Linked DNA regions of Homo sapiens: regions 2 and 3 are each linked to region 1. The links are chromatin contacts, found by Hi-C in ENCODE. All regions are on one chromosome and are shown on one strand. Each heading gives the region's core, a stretch centred on a gene start or an enhancer-like site at or near the end of the contact. The rest is flanking DNA. Distances are from core to core; before and after follow the strand shown.

The links. Hi-C counts contacts between places; a loop is a spot of excess contacts on that map. Pooled maps may share reads with other maps.
Region 2: a loop to region 1 is called in a map of ovary, with 2.0 times the contacts of the local background. The contact joins the promoter of LINC01415 here to the promoter of LINC03092 in region 1. A Hi-C loop is called at or near these places in 10 of 168 maps with a recorded cell type or tissue (Right ventricle myocardium inferior, cardiac septum, endothelial cell of umbilical vein and 4 more) and 4 of 50 pooled maps.
Region 3: a pooled map shows a loop between it and region 1 (2.0-fold over the local background). The contact joins the promoter of LINC03069 here to the promoter of LINC03092 in region 1. A Hi-C loop is called at or near these places in 3 of 168 maps with a recorded cell type or tissue (Right ventricle myocardium inferior, cardiac septum and endothelial cell of umbilical vein) and 6 of 50 pooled maps.

Annotation. Positions count from the first base shown.
Region 1 is chr18:55,993,245-55,998,384 of GRCh38, reverse strand. LINC03092 (long intergenic non-protein coding RNA 3092) reads right to left here and starts at 2,174. Exons shown (of 2, transcript XR_001753454.2): 1 at 1-2,174.
Region 2 is chr18:55,779,136-55,784,275 of GRCh38, reverse strand. It overlaps LINC01415 (long intergenic non-protein coding RNA 1415), which reads left to right and starts at 2,551. Exons shown (of 2, transcript NR_145452.1): 1 at 2,551-3,321; 2 at 4,246-5,140. The region is part of intron 2 of LOC105372130 (a long non-coding RNA gene); the gene reads right to left.
Region 3 is chr18:56,188,484-56,193,623 of GRCh38, reverse strand. LINC03069 (long intergenic non-protein coding RNA 3069) reads left to right here and starts at 2,362. Exons shown (of 9, transcript NR_148972.1): 1 at 2,362-2,860.

The DNA of each region.
Region 1 (5,140 bases), core at 925-3,424:
GTTAAAGAAGAGGCCCCTTTGTCTCTCCCTCCTGGCGTTAGGCATTAGCTATGTCGGCTCACCCTCTCCCACTGCCGGCTCCAGTGCCCGCGGCACTGGCTCACTGGGTACAGCCTGCATTAGCTCATGGTCTGTGGCAGAGCCACAGTTGCAGCTCATCTGATCGATTTGCTTCTGAGCACTAGAAAGCTCAACTAGCTCAGCAGCTCTTTATGACCTCTGGCACAGACAGCAAATTCCTTCCAGCTCAGCTCGTGGAGCTGGGCTCTGTACTGCCTTAAAACCAGCCCCGGCTCCTCAATTACCTTCTGCCCTTATTCATGCCCTGCCAATTCCTTTTTGCTGGAATCTGAATGAAGCCACTGCATATGCCAAGGCTGAGAATCGCTTGAGAGGACTTATGGGCCTTTTCCTTGAAGGAAAAGATGGCACTTGGAACTTGGCCGGTGGAAGCATCATTCAGATATGATTCATTACAGGTAAGAGAAAGAAGACAGGAATCTGCAGAAGAAATCTTCCCATAAGTCTGATATTTCTGGAAAAGGGGACAGAGTTGTCTGCTCTTTGTGACTTAGACTGGGCCAGTGCCGAAATCACAAGTCCACAGAGTATGCCTGAAGGAAGATGGTTCTCAATGCACCCACTGGGAAAATGCACTCATCCTCAAATGACTGAGGCCGTTGTTTCCTTGCCTTTTAAGATCTCATCCCAGGAGGGATTCTTCTCACTTTCTTTCAGTCCTGAACTCAGAGGATTGTGCTGCTTAGGGAAGCCACCTCATTAGGACAACTCATTTTCCCTTCTCTCTAGTAGAGGTTACTGCCACAAGCTGAACACAGTGAAAAATAAACTGTGAACTTGAAGAGGGAGGAGGGAAGGTGGAGGTGTTTATCTCAAGCTTAAGAGAAGTTCTGCAAAAGGCGTTTTTTAGTTTGCCCAGTTTCATTTCTTTAATCCCTGGTTTCTCTGTGGTTTTGCTGTATGCTTGCCCAGACACGTCACATGCACCAGCCTTATAACTAGAAAAGTCTCTGGCCTCACAAGAAGAGGGAGATCTCCCTGAAAATAATCTCCGAAGGGTTGGTCTGGAGCAGGAAATGAGAGTGAAAGGCACATCTGTAGGAGGGGTTCCGCTTGCTCACACTCGGAATGTGCTCGCCCTCTCCTCCTCTCTTTGATGACAGGAAGTGCACATACTCCAAGCTCCATTTCCTCAATGTCCCAGGTGAAATTATCCCCGGAGAGAGGGATAACCCTAACTATTAAAAAGATGTATGCTTGATTCAATGTTCCAAATAATATTCAGCACAAACGAATCTCTGGACACCTAAGCTGTAATAGACCATGAGATTTGGAAGAGGATGAGGAAGAGTACTATCCAAGGAACCGGCTATCATCACAAATTCTGCAGACTCAGACACCTCTCGACAGCATGTCTCCAACAACCCCGCCCCCCATTCAGAGCCACTCTTCCGGAAATCAACTCACAGTTCACCTCCTGTCTAAATTCTGGTGTAGAAATGGAAACCTCTTGTAAGATGTCATAGATATTTTGGCTGAATCATCAGCAGAAGTTCTTGTCCATCCCTTAGACTTAGGATGGCCTGGTTAGTATGGTTTGATGGGACAAAGCTTGAATACCATGACCAGAAGCATTTCTGTGTTCTCCTGTCTAAGGTGAGTAGGATCCCTAGTATGTTACCCCCTCAGTTTTACTCAAGTGATTTGAAATCCAAGTGGATGATGTGGGTGGCTTTATGGATGTAAAGCAGCTACAATTGAGAGACTCTCGAGAAAGGTGGGTGGTAGTTGTGGAAATTCAGTCCAACAGGTGATCTAGGGATAAGGGACTCAAAACTATGATATTGTCCCTGTCCTTGAGATATTAACTATTCAGTAGGTGGGGCAGACAAATAAACAAACAATTACAGTAGAGTGTGACGCACACATTGGTCCGAGCAAAGTAGATAAGCACTAAAATGAAGAGGAGGTTAATTCTTTCCTGAGATGACAGGGTCAGGGAAGACAGACCAGAGGAGGTGACTCTATGAAGCAGGAATAATTGTTACTCTCATTTGAAAGAGGTAAGTGCCAGAGCGGGTGGCTCACACCTGTAATCCCAGAACTTTGGGAGGCTGAGGCAGGAAGATCACTTGAGGCCAGGATTTCCAGACCAAACTGGGTAATATAGTGAGACCATATCACTACAAAAAATTTTATAAGTTTATCCAGGCATGGAAGCATGCACCTGTAGTCTTAGCTACTCAGGAGCTGAGGCAAGAGGATCTCTTGAGTCTGGGAAATCGAGTCTGCAGTGAGCTATAATCATGCAATTGCATTCCAGCCTGGGTGACAGAATGAGACCCTATCTCAAAAAAACAAAACAAACAACAACAGAAAAAAAACTGAGACAGAAACTGTGGCTCAGCAAGATTGAATAATTTCCCTAAGTAATGCAACTATTAATTGCATTGTGGCTTCCCCAGGTGTGGGACTGAGTGGTGGTAGGAGAGAAAATTAAGTCAGGTTTCTGAGGGGTGCAGGCTGGGGCTAGTCAAAAAAGGATCAAGTCAGCCTTTACATCCCGATGACAGCAGGAAGAAGCTTAAAATCCCAAAAAGGGCAGCTTGCATGCAAGCAGTGGGGATTGTTGCCTTTATGGCATGAATACATACAACAAATTTTGTTTAAAATTTCTTTACCAAGGTCTATAGGGGCTTTATTCTACTGTCAGTGGTAAATTTTTTAATATGATACAGTCAACATCCTGGAAATGTTAACTCGCATCATCATTATCATGATTGTAAGGGTATTGGATTATGTTCTAAGAAAGAAAACACTGATCATGCGAAGGGTCAGAGAGTAAAGGAAGGTACATACTACACTATGGACTCATGAGGAGAAAGCCATAAGTGGGAAAAGGTCCCAGTACCAGCTTAAACATTTTGCCTCTTTTAAGAGGTACAAATGGTCTAGAAGGGTAAGGAGTATCTTCCCAAAGTTCTTACTCCCATCTTAATGTCCACAAATGAGATATTTATCAAGCACCCAGGGCAGCCCTCAAGCAGCATGAACAAGAAAGTGACCTCTGGAGTCAGATGTCTCAGTTCAAATCCTGGCTCTGTCACTTAGCAACTGTGTAACTTGGGGAAACTTCCTAAGCAATCTGCACCTTCATTTTACAAAATGAAAATAAAAATAACAGTAGCTTACCTGATAAGGTAAGTATGAGTTAAAATGAATAACTTAATATGTTAAATTAAATATATGAGGCAACTATGCAGCCATTATTTTCATGGCTGAGTGAAAAAGCATGCAAGTGCTAAGAAATCATTATAATTAGGGTTATTCATATGTGTTAGACAACAAAACAAAACATAATCCCTACTCATAATCTAATAGGAGCAAAAGGCAGTTATGGAGATAAGTGCAATGGAGGCATAGATGAAGGTGAGATGGGAAATGCATTTGGGAAGAACTAATAGTCAAAGAGTTTTTAAGAAACTAGAAAAAATAGTACAGGAGGGGGGCATCCTAGTAAAAGCAAACTGCTCAAAAGCAAGGAGGCATGATACCACCTGGTGCATTTGGTGGCTGCTAGTAATTAAAGATGGCAGGGGAACAGAATGGGAGGGAGGTGAACTGGAAGCATAGATGGGAGCTACATCACATGGTGCCTTAAATGCCAAGTCAGAGTCCAGATCACATGCCGAACACACGAAGGACTCAAAACTGGACTTTGAGAAGGAAGTGACACGATAAGACCTATATTCTTACAAGATCACTGAAAGAATTGTGGAATATGAGTTGGAAGGGGCTGAGATTATCAAGCAGCGAGACCTGTTTAGGAGCCTGTATTAGGAATTCAGAGACGAAAGAATGAATGAATAAGATGAGGTGTTGAGGATGTAGCAAAATATGTATATATATATATATATATATATATGAGAAATGAAATAGAAGGATGGGGATTGGTAAGTGATTAGATGGGAAGTATAAAGGGAAAGGAGTAGATAGGAAAGATGCTCAAGTTTCAGGTTTGGGCACATGAATGTGTAGTGGTGCATTCCCAGACACGAAATAAGAGGATCTGGAATGGGGGCAGGGAGAGAAAGTGTTCAAAACTGAAGTTCTGTTTTCAGCTCAATTTGCTTTAGGATAAGTGAATATGTGGGTTGATTGTATATAATGTATGTAATGATTATGCAAATCTTTGCAAATAGCTCAGATCATCCATTCATAACATAAGGCACATCAAAACCAATTCTACTCCCTACTACTCCCCAATGGTAGTAAGAGCATTGCACTGGCAACGTGACCTAGTGAAGTTTGGAAAGTCTAAAACAGTGGACTGATCCATTGTATTTCTGGAATATAAAGGAAAGCAGCTGGAACTCTGGATGAAAGCTGTAATTGGATTCACAGGCCTTCACAGCAGAAAGCGCATCTCAACACCAAGCGCAGTGGTCTGGGAAATATGAGGCAGGGAGTAACTTGACTCAAAGGGGCAAGAAAGAAGTGGACATCCCAGGAGAATTGCCCTACTTGGAGTACCAAGCCTGCCTACCTGTAAAAATGGGAAAAGTGGCAAATTATCTCAGCCTAGACTAGCAATGCCAGGCCCACTCAGGAGAAGCAGGACTGGAGAACCACTCTATGTGGCAGCAAGGCAAGCCAATCATAATCCTGAAAGACAAAATTCCAAATGCCATAATCACGAATGCTGAAACCCTAAAAGAAAATCTTGAAAATATATAATTCTGGAAAAAATCATTAAAAATTATTTAAAATGGCCAGGCACGCTGGCTCATGCCTGTAATCCCGGCACTTTGGGAAGCCGAAGCAGGCAGATCGCCCGAAGTCAGGAGTTCAAGACCAGACTGCTCAACATGGCAAAACCCCATCTCTACTAAAAATACAAAAATTAGCCAGGCATGGTGGTGGGCACCTGTAATCCCAGCTATTCGGGAGGTTGAGGTATGAGAATCACTTGAACTGGGAGGCAGAGGTTGCAGTGAACCTAGACCATGCCACTGCACTCCAGCCTGGGGGATAGAGCAAGATTCTGTCTCAAAAAAAAAAGTTTCTTTAAAACGTATTTATTTACATTTTAAAGGAGGACTTATCTGAGAAACATATA
Region 2 (5,140 bases), core at 1,302-3,801, 210 kb after region 1:
AATACTGTGGGGGATCTGGGCAGTTGCACTTCACACTGTGAGGACCAATCCATGACATTAGTGAACAATTGAAGTCTTTACAAATAATTAAAACTCTGTTTGAAAATGGAGATGTTTTCCACAGCTTTCCTGTGTATGCATGATGTCATCGATATTCAAGAGTGTAAATATTGACTAGTTATTGCTGGTAGCCAGAAGGAGCAAAATCCCCTTTGAAATAATAATGTGGAGTGTGTGTATATAACATATACATATGTATGCACACACATATGCATAGAGATGTTAAATATATAGTCATATAGGGAGAGAGAAAATATAGATTTCACTTTATATGACAGTTGAATAGCTATACTTTAAACAACCTATGTTCACTGCCAGTACAGTTCTAGTGTGACTGTGTATGTATGTATGTGTGTGTGTGTATGTGTATGATATGCAAAGAAAACGCAAAAATATTTCTGAAATTTTTTATCTGTGTTTTTGGTTTTTTTTCTTAACATGATAATGAGAGATATTATAAAGCACACCTTTTGTCTTTAAAAAATAACCTCTTCATTGTTTAGATTAGTATCTAGAAATAGAAGATTTTAGAGCTTGCATGGATGGAATTAATAATCTTATCTTATTTTCATAATATTTTAAGCTCACCTTAAATCCTTTTGGGGTGGAAGTAGAGTACCATTAATACATAAATTAAAATCCTGAAAATGGCTCCTTCATTTGACAATTTTTCATTTAAGAGACATGGGACTTAGAAAATTTTTGAGATTTAAAAAAATCCCTCCAGATTATTATTTCAATTGACTCATTTAGCTAAGAACGACTAAAGATATCAGCACATTTGGGAGTGTGAAGATACTGAAGAAACAAAAGCCATTTCCTTTCTCCATGGAGCTTCCAATTCCGAGCCAGATGTAACATACGTGCATGTGTGGGTTTTATCAACTACAGAATTGGGCTCTCTACAAGAAGTCATTGGGTGTTGCAAACAATAAGTGCAAAAAGAGAAAAGGAAGCAATCTGTACAGGTGAAGAACTGACAGGAAAGAGGTAAGCCTCACCTATGACAAAATGAATTGTGGATGCTGGATCACTGAAGTAGGAGAGAGGATGGCAGTGCAAATCAGAGAAATGTCATTAAAAAGGGGGGGTGCGTGCACACAGTAAGTTGGGAGAAATAAAAATCAGAGAGTAGAATGAATTTGAGACTATGAACTAGATTAATTAAGATTTATGGTCTTGGCCAGGCGTGGTGGCTCATGCCTGTAATCCCAGCACTCTGGGAGGCTGGGGCAGGTGGTTAACCTGAGTCCATGAGTTCAAGACTAGCCTGGACAACATGGTAAAACCTTGTCTCTACAAAAAAATAAAAATTAAAATTCTAACAATTAGCCAGCTGTGGTGGTGCACAACAGTAAGTCCCAGCTACTCAGGAGGCTGAGGTGGGAGGATCGCTTGATCCTGGGAGGCAGAGGTTGCAGTGAGCCATGATGGCACCACTGCACTCAAGCCTGGGCGACACAGCAATACCCTGCCTGAAAAGAAAAATTAAAAATTAAAAAAAAAACTTATGGTCTTATGAGTGGGCTTTCAGTTCCATTTTTGGCTTTACAAGATTCCCACTCAATCAAAATTACACATACAAAATGGAGTGAAGAAAAGCTTTGCATTTACTTAGGAGGTGAAAGAACCATGATAATGTTGGCCCATCCATTTTAACTATGTTAGTGAACATTAAAGTTTGCTCCTTTAAGTGATTTGCCCATGTGTAGGTAGGGAATGTATTTCACACATCTTTTAGACTCTCCACTGTATGGACCAAGAGCAGGACTGACTGACTACACGTTGATAAATTGTTTCAGGCCACTATACTGGATATACTGAATAGACTGAGTGAAATCTCCCCGACGATCTTCACAGATGACTGGAGTCCACAGAAGTCCCTGACCCCCAGTGTTAAAGAGGCCATTACGAATACAGGTTATTATTAGGATAGGAGATATTGTCTGGAATTAAAGTCACCACCAGTCAAATTGGCTGGTACCAGATTCCTGTGATATCTTTGTGCTGTCAACACATACAAAGAGAAGTGTGTGAAAATTATTCAGTCAAAGAATAACTAGCCTAACAAAGGGAACAATTCTGGACAAAAAGTAATCCCGTTTGATTCCAAGAGTAATCCTGTCCGCAGGACAGCTTGGCAAATCCCCCACTTGAAATTTTGTTTTAGAAACACGTTCTCTGACAAGGCAAGAATTCCTCCTAAGATGACATACAGAATTCAGGCCCGAAGCCTGGAAGTCTTGCTCTGAGGCCCATCAGCATGGAAACAGGCCTTTTTAAAGGAAATAATCCAGATATTTTCTTTTTCCTGATGCCTGTGTAGACGTGTTTCCTTGCAGCTCCTTTCAGTTGGCCTGAATGCGGGAAAGCACCAGGGGGAGCTCACACATCTTCCTTCTTTTTCTCCCCCTCTTACAGAAGGTTGGCTCTTGTATCCTAGCAAAAGGGTGGGTCAAAAACAACAACATGCATGAAATGATTCAGAAAGGTAAACAAAGGCAATTCGTTCTGTAAAAATACTCTAGATTCTTTCTGAGGACTGGGCACTACACTGCTCATAGTGGGCACCTAAAGTCAGCATTCAGCCAACTCAGCGGGCTTTAAGATGGAGACTCTTAAACCTCCTGCATCAAAAAGACATAAGGGAATGTCCCTGAGAAGAGCCTGTGTCTCCTTTGAAGAGAGAGAGAGAGATTGATTCTGCCTCCTTGCAATTCGAACCGGCATTTTCCAGAACACTCCAATTTGAATCACAGTGGAGGGTCATGGGAGGGATTTGGCACAGGGGAGTCTTGGGTCTTTGGTTTTCCACATTGATCAATGGGATTGATTTTTTCTGTTTTTGTTTTTGTTTTAAAAGAAGAGAATTAGTTCCTTTTTCTGTCTCCAGGATTGAAAACATGAAGGCAAAGAAGAGAAACTCACAATATGTCATTAACTTTGGGTTATCAATATTAGTGGAAAGAATCAATGGTGCAAAGAATCCTAAAGGACTAGATAATCCGCATATTCGACTTCCTGATTATGTGTTACTGACACTAACATTTCAGAGTGTGGAGACCCTGCCCCATCTGGGGAGAGGGAGAGACAAAGACCCCCTGCTTCTGGTACTTGATTCACACATAATGCCCTCCATTTACTGCTTTCAAGAAATAACCTGTTTCTAATCTTAAATTTCAATCTACTGATCACAAAATCATAGAGATCTTAGCCTTGAAAGAGACTTCATGAGACCATGTGACCAACTTTCTGACGCAGGTGAGATATCATTGTTTTGCATTTTATTTTATAGAGGAAGTCACTGAGATTCAGAAAGGAAAATTAAAGAGGCCGGGTCTCAGTTGAGTGATTTTTCTCCGTAGATTAAAAAATCCATTCAGTATCCAGTTCCCCTTCCCCACCTACTCCTCCTAATAAGGCTGTGAATAGCGTTTTTTATATCCCAAGTCTAAACTTTGAGCCATTGGCAACCCTTAGGAGGAAAGAGATGAATCACAAGGGATTGTGGAATCATTAGAAATTGAGGTAGCTGAACATCTGGGGGAACGCTCGGCTTGATTCAAAACTCTCATCAAATGTGGTTTTCTCCTGGGTGGGAGGCCGCTGAGCCGCAGGGAAGCTGCGGGGCCAGCTGAGTAGCCGGCGGCCTGTTGGGTCCCCAGTGTCGCGCGACAGCACGACCCGAGACAAGGCACCTGGGGCTGGTGCCAGGCAGAGGCCCCGCGTTGCGTGGCCGGCGGCAACAGCGCCTGGCGGTCGGTTCCGGGCGGGGCTGCAGGCGCCGGGTTCCCGCGGCCGCGAGGCGGGGCTGGAGGGCGCTGCGGGCTGCGCGGAGGCTGCGGGAAGCGCGGGGAGCACGCGGAGCCCGACTAGCAGGGAGATCGCGTCGCGCCGGGCACAGGCACGGGACCCGCGCTCTAGGAGGGCGCAGCGAGAGGCGCACTGCGCACCCAGGGGCTGCGGTCCCGGCCGCCGTGCGGTGACAAGCTGACTCCCCGCCGCCGCCCAGCCAAGTCCGCGCGGGGTGCTGGCGGAGATGTCGCATGGGAGGCTTCTTCAACGAGGTGCAAATCCAAGCCACCTCGCCTGAGTGAATGAAGGGACGGCGCGGGGCGCGGGTGGGGTTCACCGTGACAAAAGCCCAGTACCTGGTTCAAACTTTTTTTTTTTTTTTGCCCGCAGGATTAGAACATCCGACATTAAAATGTCTCAGTGCAGCAGAATTTCCCAGCGACTTCGGTGGCGGGAGAGCAGCACCTCTCAGGCACAGCTGTGCGCATCCCTCGGGCCCCACCGACCGCACCATCTGACCGCGGGAAACGAAATCTGAGCTCAGGAATTTGAACTGCCCCACGCACGTTCGTTCCCGGATAAATCTCCTAGAGGACCGTGATTTTTCCACTTAGAGATTATTTAGGGAGATGTCCTGGATGGGACAAGTAGACAAATGGCGGCCCGAGGAAAATGCAGGAAACTCTACATTGTAGACGCTTAAGCACCAACTGTCTGGGCCCCGGGGCAGGGAACGGGAGACATTATCCACCGGAAACATCACACCCCCGGGGCTCCTGGCATTTTCTACATCAGTGAATGTGCCAGCGAAGAAGAGTGTGGGGAAATTTTCTGAACATAGAATTCATATTCCTGAAACGTTAAGTCGTGAAGTGGGTGCTTCAGCTGTCCCCCAGCTTTAGGATTTTAACCCAGCTTTGGTTTTGATCACCGAGAGTTATTCCTTATAATCAAATCAGCAAAAGCGTTCAATTACCTATTACTGGTTGAGAAAGATTCCGTTCCCCCAGCTCATTGTATCGGTTCTTGGACCCAAGATGTTAATTATCGGCCAGGCATTCACAGGGGGTTAATATGGCCCCCCTCGACACCTTGCCTCGTACCAGAGACACCAAAAGCTGCCGCTGAGGGATAATAGAGAATGGGAAAAGCTGGTCATGAAAAACCTCTTTTATTCTTACTTGCAAGCTACCCTTTTGACATTCTTTTTTTAACACTAAATGGAGATTACTGAATTGATAACTTTTGGGTTTTCTCTGTCACACTGGGGTTTTTTTCCCCCCGT
Region 3 (5,140 bases), core at 1,113-3,612, 200 kb before region 1:
GCATAGAAATTCCTCAAAAAATCAAAAATAGAATTACCATATGTTCTAACAACTCAACTTCTGGATGCATACCTAAAGAATTAAAATCAGGGTTTCAAAGAGATATTTGAATGCCTGTGTTTGTTGCAACACTATTAACAATAGCCAAGAGGTATAAGGAACCCATTTATATCCATTGATGCATAGAGGATGTGTTAACCTGTTCTTGTGTTGCTGTAAAGAAATACCTGAGACTGGGTACTCTATAAAGAAAAGAGGTTTAATTGGCTCGTGGTTCTGCAGGCTGTACGAGTATGGCACCAACATCTGCTTGGCTTCTGGTGAGGGCCTCAGGAAGCATACAATCATGGCAGAAGGCCAGTTGGGGAGTAAGCATGTCACATGGCAAGAGCAGGAGCAATAAAGGGAGGTGCCACACTCTTTTAAACAATCAGATCTCATGTGAACTCAGAGTGAGAACTCACTCATTGTCACGAGAACACACCAAGACATTCATGAGGGATTCACCCTCATAACCCAAACACCTTACGCTGGGCCCCATCTTCAACATTGGCGATTACATTTTAACATGAGATTTGAAAGGGACACACATCCAAACAATATCAATGGATAATCAAAAAGTCGTATATACATACAATGGAATACCATTTAGCTTCGAGAAAGGAAGGATATTCTGACAAATGTTACAACATAGATTAACCTTGAGGACATTATGCTAAGTGAAATAAACCAGTCACACACAAAAAAATATGGTATGACTCTACCTATATGAAGTACCTAAAATAGAAAAATTCATAAAGAGAAATTAGAATGGTGGTTACTAGAGGCTAGGGGGAGGCAGGGAATGGTGAATTGTTTGATGGTACAGAGTTTCAGCTTTTCAAGATAAAGAGTTCTGGAACTTGCTTGCACAAAAATGTGAACATACTTAACACTACTGAAGTATATATCTGATAAGATATACTGAATTATATATCTGATAACACATACTGAACACTATTTAAGTGTACAGTTAAGTACACTTAAAATGGTTAAGATAATAAATTTTATGTGTTTTTAAAGTCATAATTAAAAATTTAAAAATTAAGGCAAGTGATTTTTAATCCCCTTCTCTGTTTCAGATATGGTATTAATTTTAGCAGAGAGGAAGAAAGAAATATCTAGTAACTCCCAGGAAAATAGGCTCCCTGGATGCATAATCCAGAGATTATATATCAATGTGGTTGCACTTTGTGGCTGAATTTAGAAAACTCTAGCCTATAAAATTATAGTTGGTTACTAACATTTGGTCATCAATGAAATGACCGGAACAAAGGCTCTAATGACTAGGTTATCAGGAAACTTATCTGAATTCTCCATTGTGCTCTCAATGTGGACATACTTTTTATAATCAAAGTACCCATCAGCTAGAGCTGGAGAAGATCTGGGCTCTCTCACTGGTGCCACTGCTGATGGCATGTGTGGCTGGGCATTCTCAGCCTGTGTTCCTCGTTTACAAACAAAGATGGCCAGCTCATCCACATTGCTTGTGTTTCCTCATGGCATAATTTACTCCTTCCTGCTGCACAGGGAAATGTTTCTCTGTATGTGTTTAGTGGTATTGATTTCTATTTTTTACTCTATACCTGCTTTCTAAATTGTAACTATTAAAACATTTTTAAATTGTGGAATTAATAAAACTCTATTACTAATGTTCCAAAGAGAGCACAAGCCAGATATTTCAATTGAAGGAATTTAATAAAAGTAATTCACTATAGAGTTGCTGGAGGGGCTGAAAATAGGTGAGGTGCTGCTACTCTTAGGGTCATAAAGGGAAAAGATGGGAGTCCAGATTGACTAACAGGTGGGAGCTAGAACTACGAAGAAAGTCTGGTGGGAGCTGGGACCACGACATGGGCTGCAACTACGATGGAGCTGTTGGAGGTACTACGTGAGGGATGAGGAGGTGGGCCGCTCTCCCCTCCCACCCTCCAGTTTCCACCAGTGCTGCCCATTGATTTAACCTTAATGGAAGCCAGTGAGCAAGAGCATCTGGGAATTATAACTTGTAGAGATTAGCTCTCTACAGAGCAGAACGAGGGAAGGAAGTGTGAATGGATCTGACAGCCAACAGGCAAATGACCAGTACAAACAGCAAACTTCAAAACCATATATTTATTTATCAGGATTACAATTAGGTATGCCACCTCCCCTATAGATAAGTAACTACCTGGGACCAGGGATAGAGATAATTTGAAAGAGTCTTTGGCAAATAATTAATCTGAGTGTACTTAGACCCGCACTTCTTCACACAAGCAGATTAATTGTTTTTTAGTGAAGTATTCAAATGCAGAAACACTAAGGACTTAGAAACCAAAAATTAATTAGCGTGGGAGGAAGAGACAGTGAAGCAGCCCCTTAAAAATGGTCTTTCGGGTGGAAACACTTTATTTGGGAAGCAAAGTGCAAGATTCAGCAATAGAAACCACTCAGTGTCCTTGGTGAATGATTTGATCCTGGCCATCAGAACCTTTACTTCAGCCAGCAATAAACTCTTAGAAACAGAAGCTTCGAGGTATGTACTCCTGTTCTGCACGAACAAGTTTTCTGGTTGAACATGCTGAACCTCTTAAAAAATTCAGAACAAGTTTTCTCAGAGTTTACAAAGGGATTTCAATCACATGAAGAGAGGAAAACACACTGAGTCGTAACAGTGACATCAAAATACTTTTGAAGTTGACTGAAAATGTGGTTGCTTTTGTTTGAGAATGGCAAATTAAAGAATTGGATATTGGGTTCTTATCTCAGAAGAAACAAAGGAGGAGACCCTGAAAAACTGAACATGAAGAGGAAGAAGTGGAGTTATGCAACTCTTCATAAGGTTGGTGAAAATTGTTAAATCTTTGTGAGTGGTTCTACAGAAACTGCCTGAGTTGAATGGTATGGGAAACTTCTAGTCTAATGGATCTCCTATCTTGATGTCCTTGACTCCCAGCTCATCAGAGGCTTTAGTTTTCCTCTTTTTAATTTGCCTCTTAATGTTAGAGTTTAGCTGTAAAGATAAAATGTCTAAGTTCCTTGTAGTAAGATTTCTAAGGAATAACACCAGTACTACAAGTAATGCCTCCCTCTTGGGGGTGGTGGGGCATGTGTGTTTGTGTATTGGTGATAGCTATAAAATAGAAATAGAACTTAGGAATTTTTTCCAGAAGTGCCCCACTGTTAGACTGTTCAGCCCCATACAGGCTGCTGCTGGAACCCCAAGTGATGTCTTATTAAGTCTTAGATCAACGGCAACTGGCAAGATACCTGGAAAAGCATTTCAGCATTAAAACAGTTTTAGGTCAAATGAGGCCTGGGGAACTGCAGCTTAATTTGATCCATTGCAGCAAAGAAACAACTAAAGGCTTTTAGGTATTTGGTGGCACAGGTCCCACCAGAAAGTAATATTCAGCACTCTGGGTCAATTCAATATTTAATTATATCAGTTAAGAAGGGAACTAATCAAATACAGGCTTTGTGCAAACGCTCTTTCTATATTTAACTCTACATGCCATGAACCTGCTAGAGAGGAAAATTTGAGTTTAATAATATTTAAAAGCTCTTTAAAAGAAGCACCGTCTATCCCTTTATAGGGGCTTGCGTTTTAAAAAATAGAAAATCTATCTCTTCGGGGCTTAGTGGGAGTTAAGCCGCCTGAGAACTGGACAGTTACTCAGGAGATACTATGTGGAGATGAGAATGGTAGCTCTGTCACTAAATTAGAAGGAGCTGAGGCTCACAGGTACACACGCAGTGCTCCTTGTACCCATCCACGCCATTAGCGAGGCAACGTGGGAGAAACGCGTCTATTGTAATTCGTTCTGAGCATGCGCACGGCGTGAGCATGCGCAGCACTGTCAGAACGCAGGCCCTTTCTCGCTTCTTTTCCACCTTTGAGACTGCGCCTCTGGGTGCTGGTTGTAACCTGACTGTCTTCGCAGGAGGAGAGGAATGCAGTTCCCTAGGGACGCTCCCCGTTTCTTGATTCCCTTTAGGTATATTTATTCCTGCTTAATCCTCACGTCAAATCTGCAAAATACTTGATGAACCTTGAACTTTTTTTTTTTTTTTTAATTCCCAGAGAGGCAAAACCTTATCAGTCTGTTGGAATATCGCTGCAAAACCATGTTTTGAACGGGTGTGTTCTGTCAGACTGATTGGAGGTTTCTGGCTGGAATGTTTAATTATCACCTAATTAAGACAGGCTTTCGTTAGTCTCTTTTTTGTATGCCTTGAGATTGCCAGCGGCAGGGTAAGCTTTACTTGACTGACAGCTGTCAGTGGCCCATATGGAAATGACAAATAATGTGACAGGATGAAGATAAAAGGTTTCACCTCGACACTGACCTGTGCCAGGACTCCTTTTCTCCACTCCAGGCTTTTAAGGCAGATGCCATGGCTATGTGCTGTGTTAACTTGGCTGTTAGAAGGTTGCGTGCTGGACAATGACTGCAGTGACCCATCAGGCCATGCATCGTAATTCAGATGTTAAGCTGTCTGGGTTGACGGATCACTTCACTGGATGATCTACTGCTCTGCCCTCAACCACTCAGATGGTCAGAAACAATTGATTCCATTCAGAGGAGCCTAACCAATGCCTTCTCAAGCCACATCTAGTGTATTGAAGATGTTAAAGATAACAGCTCCATAGGCTCTTCTTTTGTAAATCTGGTGTACGAGGTCAAATGGGGTTTTCACAGGCCCCAGGAGGGACAAATCCTCGATTCAAATTTCTTTCTTATTTCATTCATCCTGCCCAGCACTCCAAACCTTTTTTTTTTTTTTTTTTTTTTGAAACATCAGCTTTTGCCACATTAATCACCTACTTGGAGGCTGCCGGAAGAGTGCTCATTGCTGGCTGTAGAATTCAACTCAGAGTTCAAGGCTGCCCAGGCACCGTCATCAGACTATCTGTCCAGATGCATTTCCTCCTGCTCCATGACAGGAGCTCCACTTTACAAAACTCTTTGCCCTTTGTTCCTTGAACCCATCTTCACCATTCTTATTTCCAACCTCGACTGGGCTTTCTTCCATTTCCTCCTCTTCTGCCTGGATGTCTTCTAAGAATACTCACTACACTCCTTGCATTAACTGAAGTTTGGCTTTCCCTGGGGCCACA